Regions from separate parts of the Mus musculus genome. Here region 2 is linked to region 1. Evidence: chromatin loops called from intact Hi-C (ENCODE). Cell type or tissue: heart. All regions are shown on one strand.

Region 1 (8,000 bases):
TGCTCCCTTGGAAGGACCTGGGAAGCGGGAAGGCCCTTGCCACCACAGCTATGATAAAGCACTGTTGTTGACTGTGTTTGAGAAGAGAGACTGGGCAAAGCTCTGTCTCTCTGTCTCTGCACCAAGCGGCCACTCTCCTCTCTGCTTCCTGACTGCAGATGCTATGTGACTCCTCCTGCCTGCTGCCAGCTGCTCTTCCCACCAAGTCCCCCCCCCCCCCCCCCGAGGAAACCCTTCCCTGCATATAAGCAGCCTTTGTCAGGTGTTGGATCACAGTGACAAGGAGCCTTGAGCCTATGTCCTGCCTAGGCTACTAAGGCCCCATTTCCTGGCTCTGAGGCTACCCCAGGACTCCCACTGTCCTCAGGCCCTGAGCTGCTCTGCAGCAGGGAATGGGATCTGGCCTTGCAGCACTTTGTAGCCAGCGCCTGGCTTCCTTGGGGACACCTTTGTCAGGCCTATGTGGGGACATTCATTGTTAGGACCCTGTGAAATTTACTCCTTGCCTGGCCCTTGTGGGGACACTCATTAATTGGCCCTTGTGGGGGACACTCCTTGCCTGGCCCCCTCCATACCTTCCAGGTGCAGGCAGGGTCTGAGGTTCCTCAGAGCTTCTCCCTGCTTCTGCTGCTTATTTGTCTGTCTGTCTGTCTTCCTATCTCCCACCTTCTTCCCAGAGCCCTCTGAGAACAGCACTGTTCCAGGCCTTCTTTGTGCCATCTTCCTAACTCAAGACTGGCCCTGTATCTTTTTTGTCCCTGAGGGGTGGGAGTGACTCTGGGTTCAGGGGCATCTCCTGAGATCACAGGTTCTGAGAAACAGGTTCCTTGGGCTGAGCTGCAGCCATGGAGAGGGTTTCTGGGTGCTGGGGCTGTGTCTAGTAGGGATGCTCCTTCCAACTGCCCTTCCCACCCCATCCCCCCTTTTCTTCCTGTCATGTGTTAAATAAGCTGCGTGCTGTGCAGCCAGGATATGAGCATTTTCACACGCGTGGATCTGGGCTTGTTGGACTAAGACCTGGCTCTACTGAGCTTCTGGTATAAGCCGGATGTCGTCTCATGCTTTGGTTTCCTCATCTGTGGCACAAGGATGCTGCCTGACCTGCCTTAGTTAAGCTTTCTATCCCTGTGATAAAACCCTTGAGATGGGGCTGGGGGCTTACAGATCCAGTAACAATCCATTGAAGGAAGCCAAGACTGGAACCTGAAGGCAGGATGTGAAGGAGAGGCCGTGGCGGGACACTGTTTACTGATTTGCTCCGCGTGGCTTTCTTAGAGAATCCAGAACCACTTACGTAGGGGTGGTGCCGCCCACAGTGGGCTGGACCCTTCCATATCAATCATCAATCAAGAAGATGCCCCACAGACTTGCCCACGGGCCATCTGATGGAGGGAGCTATCTCAGTTCCCCTTCCTAGACAACTGGAACTTGTATCAGGCTGACCAAAAATTTAACTAGCACACTGACCAGAAGACAAGAGGCGGCCTTGTCTGACCTACAGCATGACTCCAGCACACAGAAGGAGGGCTCTACTTATCACCAGCAATCCCGCCTCTTTTCCTCTTCTTTGTCAGAATAATGGGCTCTGGCTGAGGCTGCCTCTGTCACCAGGAAGGCAGAGAAGGATACTCAGCTGGCAGACGGCCCATAGCGGCATGTGGAGAGCTGAGCGTGGTGACACCAGGCACAGACAGGTTCTGCCAATGGTTGGGGAGCCACAGCTGCTCCAGGGTTGCAGAGAGGGATGCTGCTCCCTACACGTCGCCCCCCCCCCCAGTACCCTCCTCTGCAGTAGGACCTCCCGGGCACCTGCCATACACCTCACTATACCTTCCACTCCCTTGGGTGCTACCAGTGGAGCTGGGATCCAATGCCTGGCTCCCACTCGCAGTGATTTTTATCTTCTTGGGCACATCTCATAATGCTGGAAACATGGCTTGCAAGTCAGGGCAGGAAGTCTAGAGGCCTCTGAAGGTACAGGCAGTAAAGAGGCCTTTTACCCAGAGAGAGAAGGCCTGGAGTCCCTCTGGGCACAGTGGGGCTCACGGGCAGAGACCAGCCGACCCTCCCTCTTTCTCCTTTCCCCTTACTGTTTTAGTGGACATTTTATTCTGACAGAGGGTCTGCCCATGGTGCCCAGGTTAGCTTGGAACTCTCCATCCTCCTGCCTTAGTCTCTGGAGAGCTAAGACAGCAGGCATGGAGCACCATGCTCAGCTGGGCCTGCATTCCAATCAGCACATTGGTGCTGGCTGAGGACTTTGGGAAACGCTGCCATCTTGTCAGTGTTCCTAGCACCAATGTCTGATGCTCCCTGCTGTGCCCTCTTCCTCTCTTTAAAAATTGTTTTGTTGTTTTCAGTAAGGGGCGGGGTGGGGGTGGGGTATCTCATGCCGAAGTCCAAGCTGGTCTTGAACTCATGGCTCTGCTGCGGCAGTCTCCTAGTGCTGAGACATAGGCCCATGTCCTTATCCCTGGCAGATCTGTCTTCCGTGTATGATGGCTCCCACCCACTGGGATGTACTGTCTTTTCTACACTTCCTTGGCTGGTGTGTGGCCGTGTGGCCTGCCACCAGTTTCAATTTTCATAAAACAAAGAGGAAAGGGTATTCAGTGTGGGGCAGTGGGGAATGGTAACCCAAGGGTTGGCTCAGACCTAGTGTCTTCCTGATGGCTTGTGATCAGGGGAGATTTCTGTGCCTGCTGTGCTGTGACCCAGAAGTGCCACCGCCAACTGGAACTTCTACCCCAGGAGGTTGGAGATAGACATTTTCAATGACAAAGATAGATTAAGGGGGTTGGGTTGGAGTGGGCTCAGGGCTTGGGTTGGAGTGGAGTGGGCTCAGGGCTTGGGTTGGAGCGGGCTCATGAAGAAGCTGAGTGTGTTGGCTCACACATGTGACCCCTGAATTGGAGAAGGGGAGAAAGGATATGACCCCCTGAGGCTTGCGGGCCACCCAGCCTAGCTCAGTGAGTGAGTCCCTGTCTTCAAAAACAGGATAACGACTGAAGACATCTGACATCAGAGTCTGACCTACACAGACGTGTGTACCTGCCCCTCCCTGAGTCTCCACACAAGCACGTAAACACACACAAAGACTATGCTCGGAGCCACTGAAGTGACTTTTGTGGGCCCTGTGGGTGAAGAGTCATGGGGCCCTAGGGAGACAATGTTATAACTAGCCTGGCCCACCCTCCTGAAGGCCACATATGTGTGACACTTTCCCTGTGTCCTCGGGGGCTTATTCCGTTCAGCTTTTAGTAGTTGCTCACGGGGTTGTAGCCTCTCTCTTCAGCTTCATTCCCATCTGGAAATGTTGTTCCTTCCAATTTGTGGGTCTCTTACCTCCGTGTGTGTGTGTGTGTGTGTGTGTGTGTGTGTGTCTGTGTGTGTCTGTGTGATGCTGGCTGGCCTAGGCGGGCGGGGTGGGGTGTGGGGGACTCGCAAGCTTTCACTGGGTGAATGGGAGCTGGGGTCTGTGCGGCAGTGGATGGAGGAAATTAGAGCCCAGGTATGTGCATCCAAGTGGCTTCTTATCCAACTCTAGAGCCTTCCTTCTCTCCTCAGGGCATGGTCCAGTCAGCACATGTTTTGTACAGGAGCTCTGAGGGTTGAGTGAATTTATTTCAAACACCTGGTGAGGGAGCTATAAGAAGAGCTGCAGAGATGGCCAAGTGTTGAAGGGCACTGGCTGCTCTTCTTGCAAAGGGCCAGGGTTCAAATCCCAGCACCCACATTTAGATAGTGTCCAGCCTCAAGTCACTCCAGCCCAGGGAACCTGGCGCCCTCTCCTGGCTTTCAGAGGGACTGCACAAAGGTGGTGCACTTCCACACAGGCAAAACACTCTCGCCTAAGAAATAAAAACAAACAAATCTTACAAGCAAAACAAAACCAGAAGAAGCAATGCCTTTAGGAAACAGAGGACCCAGCCTTGGTCATGGCTCGGCCAAGGGCACTCAAGGTCACAGCTGAGCTTGTGCCCTGGAGGATGTTCCTGGGAGCAAACACTTGTGTGAGTCTGGGAACGGCCTTCTTCCCGTCACACCGGTTTCCTGTGGTTGCTGTCACATGTCACCTGGAACTTAGTGGCTCCAAACGTGCCTCTTCCTTTTAGGTTAGAGGTCAGAGCTCTCGGCTGGGTTCCAGGCTAAGGCCTCACAGGCTGCTTCCTCCTTAGTGTGTAAGATCTGCCTCGCGCTTGCCCCAGCTTCTGAAAGCCTCAGCTGTCCTTGGCCTGTGGCCCCTTCCTCGTGTTTCTCCTTTCTCTCCCATTGTACCCCTCCCCAGCTGGAATAACCCTGAGACCCCAACACACCCAACTGGCTTATCTAACCTCTCCTTCTGCCTAGGGTTTAATGTCCCAGCTACAGCCACAAGAGGTCCACTTTGCCCTGTGAGGTGGCTCTTTGTTCACAGCTGCAGGAGGAGGTGGTGTCTCATAGAGCCTGCTGGTTGGCGGTCCGTTCCAGTCAGCCTGACTGGGCTGACTATGTCTTTGGTACGGGGTCCCTAGTGTCAGTGAAAGGGGCGGAGTGGACAGGAAGTGTGTCTCTATTCAGGCAGTTGCAGGACAGTGGGGTCACTCCAGAACTCAGGGGTGTGGTGGGCCAGCCTTGTAAGCTGCTGAGTAAGGACAGCCTGCATTTGGACCCCCAAATTCCCCTCTCTTTGCTGAGCAGGTCAGGGGTCAGGATGGTTTCCTGCCCCTCCCGGACAGAAGCTGTGGATGTAGTTTGTCACTGGCCCAGAAGGGGGCGCAACCCAGCAGAGCCAGAAACAGAAGCCTGGAGTGGGTGGGGTTAGCCCCAGGAACCAGGTTCTGCCCCTTCCCCTCCCCTGGGTACCTTGGAGACAGCAGGCAGATCACCCTGGTCCCCACCTCCAAATGCATCCAGAACATAGATCTGCCTAGAACTTTCCCCTGGAACCCCCAAACACTGCCAAAGCTGAGGGCACCTGGAGTGCTCTCTTTCCCCCAAATGCATCAAGATGGACACCAAGAAGAGCAAGCCACAGGGGAAGCACCATGTGACTGGGGACTTTAGAGAGAAGGGAATTCAGAATGGAGACCCTACCAGCTGAATAGGGCAGAGAAGAAGTTCTCTGGGGAGAGACCCGAGACCCTTGACTCAGAAATGCTGGAGCCTCCTGTCCCTCCTCCCTCCCAGTGGCCTGTGTCCCTTGCATCTACAACCCCCACCCCCAAGCAAAGAGCACTGACTAGGCTCTGAAACCCACAGCCCACCTCAGCCTCTGAGAGCCCACCACTTGCCTGGCCTTCTGTGCCGTGGAGCCTCCTCTTGTGGAGCCTCTTCTCCTTTCTCGTCTGAGCCTCCTCCTCCTCCTCCCTGTGTCCCACGCATACGCACATCCTTTCCCAGCACCCCAGCCTTGACTGTGTCTCTTTGACCTTTGACCTTTGTGTTGACCCCCCTTGTGGTGCCAAATTCCTACAGGAATGAGGGCTGTCAGGGTGACCCCTCTGTGTCTTAGGGCATAGCCTTCCTCCTCTGTGCACAAAATGTCTTGGTCAGCTGAGCCTGCCAGGAGAACACGAGGCAGAGAAATCAGGACTATAGGGAAATAGCTGTCACCTCCGAGGGCCTGGTCCCCACAGAAGCCATAGTGGCAGTGCCAGGCAGGACGCTGGGGAGCAGGAGGAAGCCTGCCTTGCCTTGCTGGGCTGAAGCTTGTACGCAGCTCCGAGTGTGGACCTAGCTCATAAAGGAGCTTAGTAGGGTTGAGAGAGGTGGATGGAGAGGCAGAGAGAAGGGAGCCTCTCACCGGTGGGTCCTTCCGCCCCTCCCATAAGTGAGTCCACTATTGTCCCCACAGGCAGCCAGACCAGGCTGGGCCAGTCACTTCTCATTGACCAGAGGAGCCCACGAGTGAGTGGGCCCAGAGTGAGCCCCAGGGAAAGCCTGCACCAGCTTAGAGGAAGGAGTGTGGGTCTTGGGACTGGTGCCCAGACATCAAGGCTTGTAGACGGATGTGGGGGTGACAGAGGGCTGAGCCCTGACTCAGGGTGGCAGTGTCTTAGCTCAAGGACACTGAGATGCATTTGGGGTATAAGTGTTGGCCCAAGAGGCAGTACTTTGGGGTCCCAGATCCAGCCTAGCTGACTGAACGGTGTGGTGGGATATTGAGCCAACCCCTCCTACAGCTTGTCCCAAGGCACGAGCCTCCACACCCTGTGCACTGTGGAACAGAGGCTGACCCGGAGCTGACCCCGGCACCAAGCCTGCCCTCGGGCTCATCTGTGTGCTCCCAGCTCTGAGGCCACTGAGTCCTACATTCCCAGAGCATACCTAGCCTGGGACAGCCTAGGTGAAGAGCCAGTGCTGACCCATTTCCAGGCCACCCTCTGGTCAGGAAGCAAGAAGTAAAAGGCAGGGATGGGAGCGGCGGTCAAGAGTGGAGCCGTGTGGGCCTGGGCTACAGAGCCCCCAGAGGGTCAGAGGCATGCTCAGGGCCCAGGTGTCCCATGCAGGTGACTCTGAGGTTCTAGTCCTCCCAGTCCCATGTCAGATACAAGTGACATCTGACATTTCCTTTAGCACAGGCAGCATCATCAGTGAAGGCTGCATGGAACCCAGGCTAGGGGCCAGTCCTAGGTGTGACCTTCTTTTCCCTGGTAAGACGTACAGTTTACAGATAATGAAGGGGACACACGATGTCTTACAGGGCTGTCTGAGGTAGTAAGGGACTAGTCCCTGAGAGTAGTCAGGAGGATTGGGTCTCACTGGGGCGGGGTGGCAGCAATGGCAGAGACACCAGTAGCAATGTTTGGGGACTCCAGGGGAAAGTTCTATGTTCTTATAGGACATACATGTGGGCACTGGAACCTGGGCAAAGCTTGTGATACTGGCTGTTCCTTTGTGCAACTGCCCTCTGCCTGCTTTGTCCTTTGCCCTGGCCTCCTGCCTGGGCTAACCTGGTCTCCTGCCTGGGCTAACCTAGCTGGCTCCTGGGCCTGTCCCCAGGTTCTAGGTGGCCATTGCTTGTGTGGTCCTAGATTGCCTCAGACAGAAGGAAGGTGCTGAGCTCTGGCCTCTCATAGGCAAGGGGTGGCCTCTCTCCAGCTCCGTTTAGCCCTTTCAGTGGTTGCCGTGCACAGACTCCTCCTGCACCCCTGAATTCTATGTTTCCTTAAGCCTCGGGGGCAAAGGGCACTTGCCCAACTTCCTTGGTGTGAGCTGGGCGTGCCGCCAGGCACCCAGGTGCTGTGGGCAGAAGAAGCTATAGGTGAGAACTGTGAATAGATGCTGATGCTTGCCAGCATGGTGGGTCTGTGAGCGCCTCACCTGTGTGTCCTGCTAGCTGGGTGGCCACTCTGCTAAGCCACAGGGAGTCTGATGGAGATGGTGGCTTTGGCAGGGGATTGAGGACAGAGGAGATTCTGATGAGATTGTCACCTCAATAGCAGTGGCACCTTGCCTTCCCTTGTGGGGCCCAGAAGACCATGAAGGTCTCGTTGTCCCCCAGAGCCTCATGGTGAAAAGCTCTACTCCTTATTGCCAGCCTAGGTGTACAGCCTGGGTTTACCACTTAAAGCTGTGTGACTTGGGCTGGCCTCTTGACCTCTCTGGGCCTCTTTCCATCCTAACAGAGTTGGCAGTCCCCCTGCTGGTTCTGGGTAGATGGGGCTAATGAGACATCTGACAGATTTAGGTCTGTTAGCTGCCAGCTTCCTAAGTTGTCCTTTTGTTGTTCTTACCCAGTGGCTCTTGTGTCTCAGGGCCACCTCCTAATAAACTCCTTCCCTGCTCCCCTGATTCTGTCTCACCTTTCAAGAGTGAGAGGAAACACAGGGACAGCACTGTCTTTGGAAGAAGGACACCCCTGAGCCTCACCTGGTAGAGACAGCCAGCCAGGGGAAGGAAGCCTGGCTCTTTACAAAGCGTCAAGACAGGCAGCTGGAGTAAACACCAGCCTCACCCGGGTCACATGGGCATGAATGGGCCACGCAGGACCAGGCTTGAGTGTGCCGGTGTTTGGC
Region 2 (8,000 bases), 87 kb before region 1:
AGCTGTGCAGCCTGCCTCAGTTCAAACTTTGTTTAACCCCTTCAAGTCCTCACCTCACATCATCTGTGCCCCCTCCTCAAGTTAGAACAAACCCGTTAGGACCCTTTGTGTCATACATGCCATTCCCCACCAGCAAATGGGGAATCTTAATATGGTTGACATGGAAAGCTGGCAAGACCAGTGGAAAGCCACCCCTCGGGGCACACCTGGTGCTGAGCACCCCCTGCCCTGGTCTGGACTGACCTGTGGTGGCTTTGAGGTGGTGGACATAATAAAGACATTCATCAGTTGCTTCTGGCAGTGGGGCAGGGCAGGTTTGGCCTTAGGATGCCCCCTAGGTGGCAGCTTCACAAGGCTGGGGGCATCTTCTGTACATGGGAGCTGCTTCTGAGCCCCAAAGAACACCAAAGAAGCCTTCCGTGGCCAAACGTTCTGTCTTTGCCACCAGTGTCCTTGGCGCTCAGTCAACCATGTGGAACACAGATACAGACCAGCCAGGAAGACTGGTCCCCTCTGACGGAGGGAGACTCCATAGCTGACAGGCTGACAGGTACTCCTTGGGCCTTGTCCTGTAGGCTGCTCCTTTGCTACATGGCTTGAGGGCTGGAGAGAGCCATTGCCCACCTGTTGGCATTCTCCTTCTGAGGTTCGGGGGAGTGAGGTCCGCCCACAGGGTACCCCTGACCTTGCAAAGGCCACACCGTAGGAGGTCCACTGCTAGGCTGCTAGTTCCAGTCCTTGGGCAGATCACTTTCTGTGGGGGCAACCAGCTGCAGAAGGTCCCATACCACACATGACTCCCCTTCAGGATCTGGGCTGTGTTGGGATTCTTTTGGCTAAGTGAATGAATGAATGAGGGGAATGAATGAATGAGTAAAGAGAGACTAGTTCAGCATGTCCTTGGGGTCAAGTGGTTGGGTCTGGGAGGATCCACAGGGCAGGTATGTCTGAGCTTCTACCTGTGTGGCCTGGGTGAGAATGTGGCAGGCAGGGTTAGGGATGTGACCTTTTGTTGGGGTCCCTGGTGGGCCTAGCCTTGCAGGATCAAGGCAAGGCGCCCGCCACTCCTGTGGGCTGTTATTCATTTAATCTCCCATTTTTACTGAGTCTCTTCACACAGCCAGAGCTTCCCATAGAGACTGGGGATTGGGCAGGCCTGGAGCTGACAGACTTACGGGCACATCAAGAGATGGTGCCCCATTGCCAGGCACACCTCAGATGAAGGTTCTGGAAATGGTCAGACAAATCCTCTCACAGAAGGCTAGCTCCTGGGTGTGCTGAGTGGTACCGTGTGTGCATGGCAAGCCTGTAGGCCAAGCAGCATGTATGTGTTCCTAAGTATGGGGGGGAGGGGTCTGCGTATGTGTGTGAGGCATGGATTCCTGCCTAGTGGTGGCGTGCTCTGGTAGGGGGTCATGTGTGAGAGGGGTGTGCATGTATATAGGAGGTTATGCCTGTGTGTGGTGTATATCCATGCTTGTGGGGGAAATATGTATTCATGCTTACATGTGGGTATATATATATATTCATGCTTGTGTGGGGGTATATATTAGTTCATTTGTGGGGGTGTTTGTCTGTGTGTAGGGGTATGAGTAGGGAGTGTGTGTGTGTTGGGGTGCCTGTGTGTGGAGATGTGTTTCTGTGGGTAAGTGTGCATGTGTGTGCCTGTGCGGGTGTGTGTCTGTAGGCATCTGCATGTGTGGGGTACACGTGCCTTATGTCATGTGTGCACACATGTCAGATGCATATTTGTGCATGTGCCTGTGGCTGTATGTTTCTGTGGAGGGGTTCTTATGTGGAATATATTGTGGGGTTTGTGCATGTGTGTGAGGTGTGGTTGTGGGGGGTGCGTGTGTGTGGGATGTGGTTGCAGGAATGTGTGTGCCTCTGTGGGGTGTTGTAGGGGTGTGTGCATGTGGGGGGTGTGGTTGTAGGGGAATATGTCTGTGGAGGGTGTGGTTGTAGGGGTGTGTGTCTGTGGGGAGTGCATGTGGGAGGTGTCCATGTGGTGGTGGCAATGACTCTTGTGGTCTGGGATAGAAGTGGTGGGAGCAGACAGACTGACAGGGACTTGGGATAATGAATGGCCTTGGAAAGAGGCCCACCTGCATCAGACACTCCTGGCAGGTTCTGTACTTGGCGTCTGCCTGGCTCCTGGCAGAGGAGGCCAGGTGAAGGGCTGGGGAGACCCGGGACACTCCAGGCTTCTCCTCCCCTCCCCTCCTCTCCCCTCCACGCATGGCTGGGACCACAGGTGTGGCCTGGAAGGTGACCTCTCCAACATAACTGTCCATAGCCAGCCCCATCCTAGGGACTGATAAACACTGCGTCTAGATCCCTTCACCCCTTGACTAATAGAATAGTAGCCAGACCAGGGCCAGAGCATCCGCCTTTCACCTTGGTGGAGGGGGCCTGATGGTGGTGGCTTCCAGCTGCACTTGCAAGAACCCCTTGTGTTCAGGAGGGTGCTCACCGGCTGTCTTTCCGCCTGTGTTTGCCCTCAGGTGTTCTTACTCCCTGCTCTTGTTTGCTTTGTGGTCTTAGGCAAGTCACCAAACCTCTCTGGTCTCTCCCCAGAATGATCCTTTCTTACCAGTGTAGGGACCTCTCTGAGCCCCTCCCATGCCCAGGCACCAGCAGCCGTGGGGTGGGGGCTCTCAGCTTCCTGGGAAGTTTAGAAATGTGGGTGTCTGTGCCGTCACTATCGGAACTGTTCTGTAGCTTGTACAGGAAGGACTGGAAACTGCATGATAGCGACCGGGGAAACTGAGGCCTGGGCCTAGCGCCCTGAATGTTCCTCCTTTACAGAATCCTGGGGCCGGGCCAGCAATGAAGCATGACCCCTAAGCTGTTGGCTCCGCTTGCCCTTGACCCTGAGAGGGGATGGGAGAGGCTGAAGATGCCAGCCCCGCCCCCCTTCGCAGCTGCCTCGGAGGCCTGGAGCCTGGCGTCTGGACCGGGGAGGCCCCAGAGCCACTGCAAATCTGGTCCAGCTGGGGGATTAGAGGCATCTGGCTCGGTTACACCAGAGAAACAAAGGCGGCTGCAGCCTTTATCTAGGGGAAGTGGGGGGTTGCCCGTGTGCCTTGCGGGGGACCTAGACAGACCTCGGACATGGACCCAGCTGGCCCCATGCACCCCAGGTCCCCAAGAGGTAACCGCATACCTCTGGAAGGGGGCGTGCAAGGAGAGGTGGGGACAGGATGGGGCCTCTGCTCGCAGCTGGCTCTGCTGGAAGAACAGGGACACCCCCACCTCCCCAGGCCAGGAAACATCCAATAAAACAGTCTTCATCGGCCCACCCCGCCCTCCAGATTGCAAAGGGCGTGGTCTTGAGAGAGGAGGGGCGTGGTCCCACAGCAGCCAAGGCCAAGGCCGTGGGGTGCGGTTCTGGGCGTGGGCAGCCCCCTGGCCCTCTCCCAGACCACGCCCCGACCACGCCTCTTCCCCAGCGCGGTGCCAGGCGTTGAGGCGCCGCCGGTGCGCGGCTTGCTGGAGCCAGGCGCTGACCTTATTAGCGCGGGGCAGCTGCTTGTGAGGCACATCTGGCGGCGCTGGCCTGGCGCTACCTTCCAGGAATGCTGGCAGCATCTGGGGCCGCCGGCGCCCCCTCCGGCGCCGGCCCGGGCCGCGGCCCCCGGATTTCCCGGCCCCTCCCGGCTCCTCCTGGCCTGGGGCCTGCCAGGGGCTGGGCCTGTAAGAGGGCTACTCTCCCTGGATGTTGCGAGACTCCCCCACCCCCGCGAACCCCGTAGCAGATAGTGGGGAAACTGAGGCTTGAGAGGGAGACAGTGCCTGATCCGTGGCTTGTTGTCACCCGCATATCCTATGCGTGGCTCTTTGAGGACATGTTCTGGCCCAGGGCGGAGCAATGATGAAGAAAGGAAGAAGCGTGACCCACACCCACCAACTGCTCCTGGGACTCTGGAGGCCACCATCTGTGTTCCTGGACCAGACCCTGTTCCTTCCTAGCTTTATGACTTGGCCCTGTGAGCTCACTGAGCCCAGACCCTGTCCCTTCCTAGCTGTGTGACCTGGTTCTGTGATCTTACCTCCCAGGGTCTTGAAGCGTCACTGGTTGGGTGAGAACCGAGTGCAGCTTACAAGCTGCACAGGGGGCGCTCACAGCCACGTGTGGAGGCCAGGGCTTTGGGCCAGGCAAGACGAGCGAGCAAGACAGCTACAGTGTTTCAGATCAGAGATCCCACGAGTACCCAGACCTGGGTCAGGGAGCCCCACAGCGCTTAGTCACCAGAACCACTTGTGGAAGCCAAAACTTTGGGGTGGGACAGCGGAATACTTGAAGGTTCGGGAGAAGATTTGCTGAGGAGAGTTCAGGCTCTTTGAGCCTTGAGACCCCAAGGGAGCGACTACCCTGTAACTTTAACTATGCAGTACTGAGATCTGGAATACTGAGAGTCCCCTACTCCTTGGGGATCCTGAAGTGTCTCTTCCCTCCTCCTGACAGACTTTTCTGGAGACAGCTTGAAAGAGCAGTCACTAGGCCCTGGGAAGAGGGGGCAGAAGACCTGGTTCCAAGTCGAGGAATAGCGAAGCTGGTGCGGCCCGCTGCACACTGTAGGGCTGCCTCTGAGGCTGGAGGGTGGATGAGGCTGGACTCCTAGGAAGGGAGTTGGGAAAGAACACTAAGTTGTTCAAATGCTCGCCTGTAAGGGCAGGAGTGTTATGTTTGAAGTACCGGGGAGCCATCACAATTGAGGAAATCAAGAATGGGGGTCAGTGGTCTGTCCACTTCTCCAACCCAAGTGCCTTGTGGGTAGGAGCTCCTGCTAGTTACTCAAAGGCATGGGTAGATCCACTACATAGTCTAAGGGCCAGAGTTCTTTTCCTGGGCGGACCTTAGAGAACTGGTTGTGACCATCTGGCCGAGGAAAGATGGGATAGGTGGTAGAATTAAGCCCCGGAGCGTTCCTTGCCAGGTCGGGGGCCAGGGGACACTAGCTTGCTGTGCCCTCCCTCTCAAGGCCTCCCGCCAGCATCTGCTGCCTGCTTCCTCCCACCCCCAACCGTTGTTTGTTTTTCTTCCAGAATGTTCCGCCTCCCACCCAGGCAGGCATCCAAGCAGGGGTTGCTGTTCAGCAGACACCCACCCTCCACACGCCGTCCACACGCCGATGTCTCCGAATTTGGGGGTTGGGGGAGTATCAGCCTTAGTCATGCTCCATGAGGGGACATAGCAGAGTAAGGAGAGCCCGTATACCCCTGTCCTGGACCTTCTGCCCCATTCTGTCCCCAGCTGTACCTATTTTCCTTTGTCCTATGGAGGAGCCATAGGGATGTGGCTGGCTTGGGGCAGGGAGGCCTCAGCGATGGTCTATTGTCCCTGGTAGCCAAGTATGGGTCAGGCTGGACCTGAAGCAGGGCAAACATGGGCTCCCAGCTGACGTCATCTGCCCCACTGGTGACCACTAGTCCCTTCCCCTCCTCTCTTCTTCAGGCCGATACCTCTCGTGGTCATCTTCTCTGATCCTCCAAGGGTGCTGATTACCAGCTGGCGCTCTCTCTCTCTCTCTCTCTCTCTCTCTCTCTCTCTCTCTCTGTATATGTGCATGTGTGCGCGTGTGCACATAGAGGCCAGAGGTGGTCATATTTGAGTGCTGGTCTTCAGGCACCATCCACCATGTTTTTATGAGGCAGCACCTCACTAGGAGCTGGGGTCCACAGATGAGACTAGGCTGGCTGGCCAGCAAGCCCCAGGGATCCGTTTGTCTCTTCCTCCTCAGCGATGAAATTACAAGCATAAGCTACTGCTCCCGGCCACTTACTGGAGTCTAGAGATTGAACTTGGGTCCTCATGTTGGCGTAGTAAATACTTAAATGATACAACTATTTCTTTGCCCCTGCAGCTGACTTCTCCAAGCCTTTGGTGGCTGTGGTGGCTGTGGTGGCTGTATGTGTATGTGGAGAACACGCCACACGCTGCCTCTTGGGAACCCACTCTGGGAGCCCCACAATGCATGGAAGACAGAGAATTCCTCTAGGAGTTCCTGGAGCAGGCAACATATCCCTGTCTGTATGGTTCGCATGAACTGTCACATCGCTGGTGTGACAGGCCTGGCCTGTGCCTGCACTTTCTTGTCCAGCCTGAGGAAAGTTATGTCTTCTCTGTACTCACTGGCTGTACCGGAGACCCAGCCACACTGCTCGGAACTCTGTGTATATAAACTAGGGGCCTGCCATGTAAGCCTTCCCCAGCTCTGCCTATGCCTCAGCCTCAGCCTCACACACTGGGGCCAAGAAAGTTCCAGGTTTCACAGGGCTTGCATCTCAGAGTGAGTTGGCCTGAGGCTCTAACGTGAGCTAGACTGGGTAATGACACACATTCTGGAGCCTTCCTGACACCTGTGGATGGAGGTGACAACAGGTGTCATGTGGCCAAGCAGTGCAGTGTCCAGGGCTGGAGTGTGGAACCTGGCTGGCTGCCAGATGATGATGTCATTGTTCCTACTGTGCTGCGTTGAGTATCTCTGGGGTCAGATGGTCCTTACATACATATGTCAACTTAGTTTAAAAGTCATGTGTCAAGCCGGGCGTGGTGGCGCACGCCTTTAATCCCAGCACTCGGGAGGCAGAGGCAGGTGGATTTCTGAGTTCGAGGCCAGCCTGGTCTACAAAGTGAGTTCCAGGACAGCCAGGGCTATGCAGAGAAACCCTGTCTTGAAAAACCAAAAAAAAAAAAAAAAAGTCATGTGTCCTAGCCGGGTGTGGTGGCGCATGCCTTTAATCCCAGCACTTGGGAGGCAGAAGCAGGCGGATTTCTGAGTTCGAGGCCAGCCTGGTCCAGGACAGCCAGGGCTATACAGAGAAATCCTGTCTCGAAGAAGAAGAAGAAGAAAAAAAAAAGTCATGTGTCCTAGGGAAGAGACCAATGTAAAGATGCTAAGATGCTTTATAGAGACCGAACCTGTGCGAGGACAGAAATGTCATTGAGTATGACCAGTCGGTGGAATGTGTCATCTCTGGGTACAGTGGGCCAGCAGTAGTGTCTCCATTCTGGCTGCTCCTTACTCTAGGATTCTGATGGCTGGGTGGGAGTGACCTCAGGTGCATACACCTCCTGTTGCTGCGCTGACGGGCACCCTCACCCTGAGAGCCTACTGGCAAATACACGTGGCTGTCTTTCACTTCAGGGAGCGTCCAGAGGTGCTGCTGGGCTGGAGTCACGGTGTGGGCAGGGCTGGGATCCAGAACATGGGCTCTCGTTCCCCCTTTTAGGCTTCAGAGACTACCTACCCGTGAGGGAGGTCATGGAAGGGCAGCAGGGACCTCACAGATGCAGTGTTCCTGTGTGACCCCGTGGAGAGCCTTGCTTATGGTCACGTGGCACCCAAGGTGCTCCCATTGGCCCCAGTGCAGCAAGCAGAGCTGGGATGGGAAACGTGGCTGACACGTGGCTGATGCACGTCTCTGCAGGCATGGGGCACACACACAGGTGTGAGGCACACAGCAGGTGGGAGCAACTCAGAGAGTGGCTCCCATCATCCTAGGACGGTGAGCTCCACTGGGTGGTTATTTATACTGTGGGGCTTCGTAAAACCCAGAGCCTCAGCACCCAACCTCCCAGGAGTCTTTGGTCTGAGAGAAAACATTGTACTGCTGAGGACTGTCTTGATCGCTCGCTAGCTCCAGAAGCAAGGGTGGCTGGCGGGCAGGGGCTGGCTTTATCCTGGCTAGGCCTGTCCATCATCAGCTGGAGCTGGGGGGTGGGGGAAGCAGGTGCTGGACAGATCGGGGTCTCTGGGCAGTGTGGTCCTGGTTTGGCCACATCTGCTGCAGGAAGCAGGGGAGGAGGGCCACACTGTCCAGCCTGCAGACAAGGGGCAGGCACTTGCAGGGTTACATTGTGGTAACCTGAGCCATGGGGTCACAGCTCTGTCTCTACGTGGGTCTTGCGGCCAGTTCCTAATTTTGCAAAGGATGGTCACAAAAGGCAGTCTCCTCTGAAGTGGCTGTCTCTTCCTACCTGGGCTCCTACACTG

What was found. Peaks named below come from ENCODE experiments on the same cell type or tissue, not always from the same donor. Only the 100,000 strongest peaks of a DNase experiment are listed, where the experiment ranks them.
Region 2: it touches region 1 in a loop (2.0-fold over the local background); 3 of 42 quality-filtered maps call a loop at or near these places.

The regions. Positions count from the first base shown.
Region 1 is chr8:120,359,858-120,367,857 of GRCm38, forward strand. It overlaps a transcript of Gse1 not described here. Among named protein-coding and RNA genes, the nearest start is that of Gm39264, 19 kb to the left of the region's middle. In heart, CTCF peaks have their summits at 3,797 (motif pointing left) and 4,732 (motif pointing right); DNase peaks (open chromatin) are centred at 1,634, 4,074, 4,544, 7,924 and 1 weaker place; H3K27ac peaks cover 6,355 bases.
Region 2 is chr8:120,273,187-120,281,186 of GRCm38, forward strand. It overlaps a transcript of Gse1 not described here. Among named protein-coding and RNA genes, the nearest start is that of A330074K22Rik, 49 kb to the left of the region's middle. In heart, a CTCF peak has its summit at 4,119; DNase peaks (open chromatin) are centred at 2,335, 3,405, 4,581, 5,014 and 2 weaker places; H3K4me3 peaks cover 1,994 bases; H3K27ac peaks cover 6,480 bases.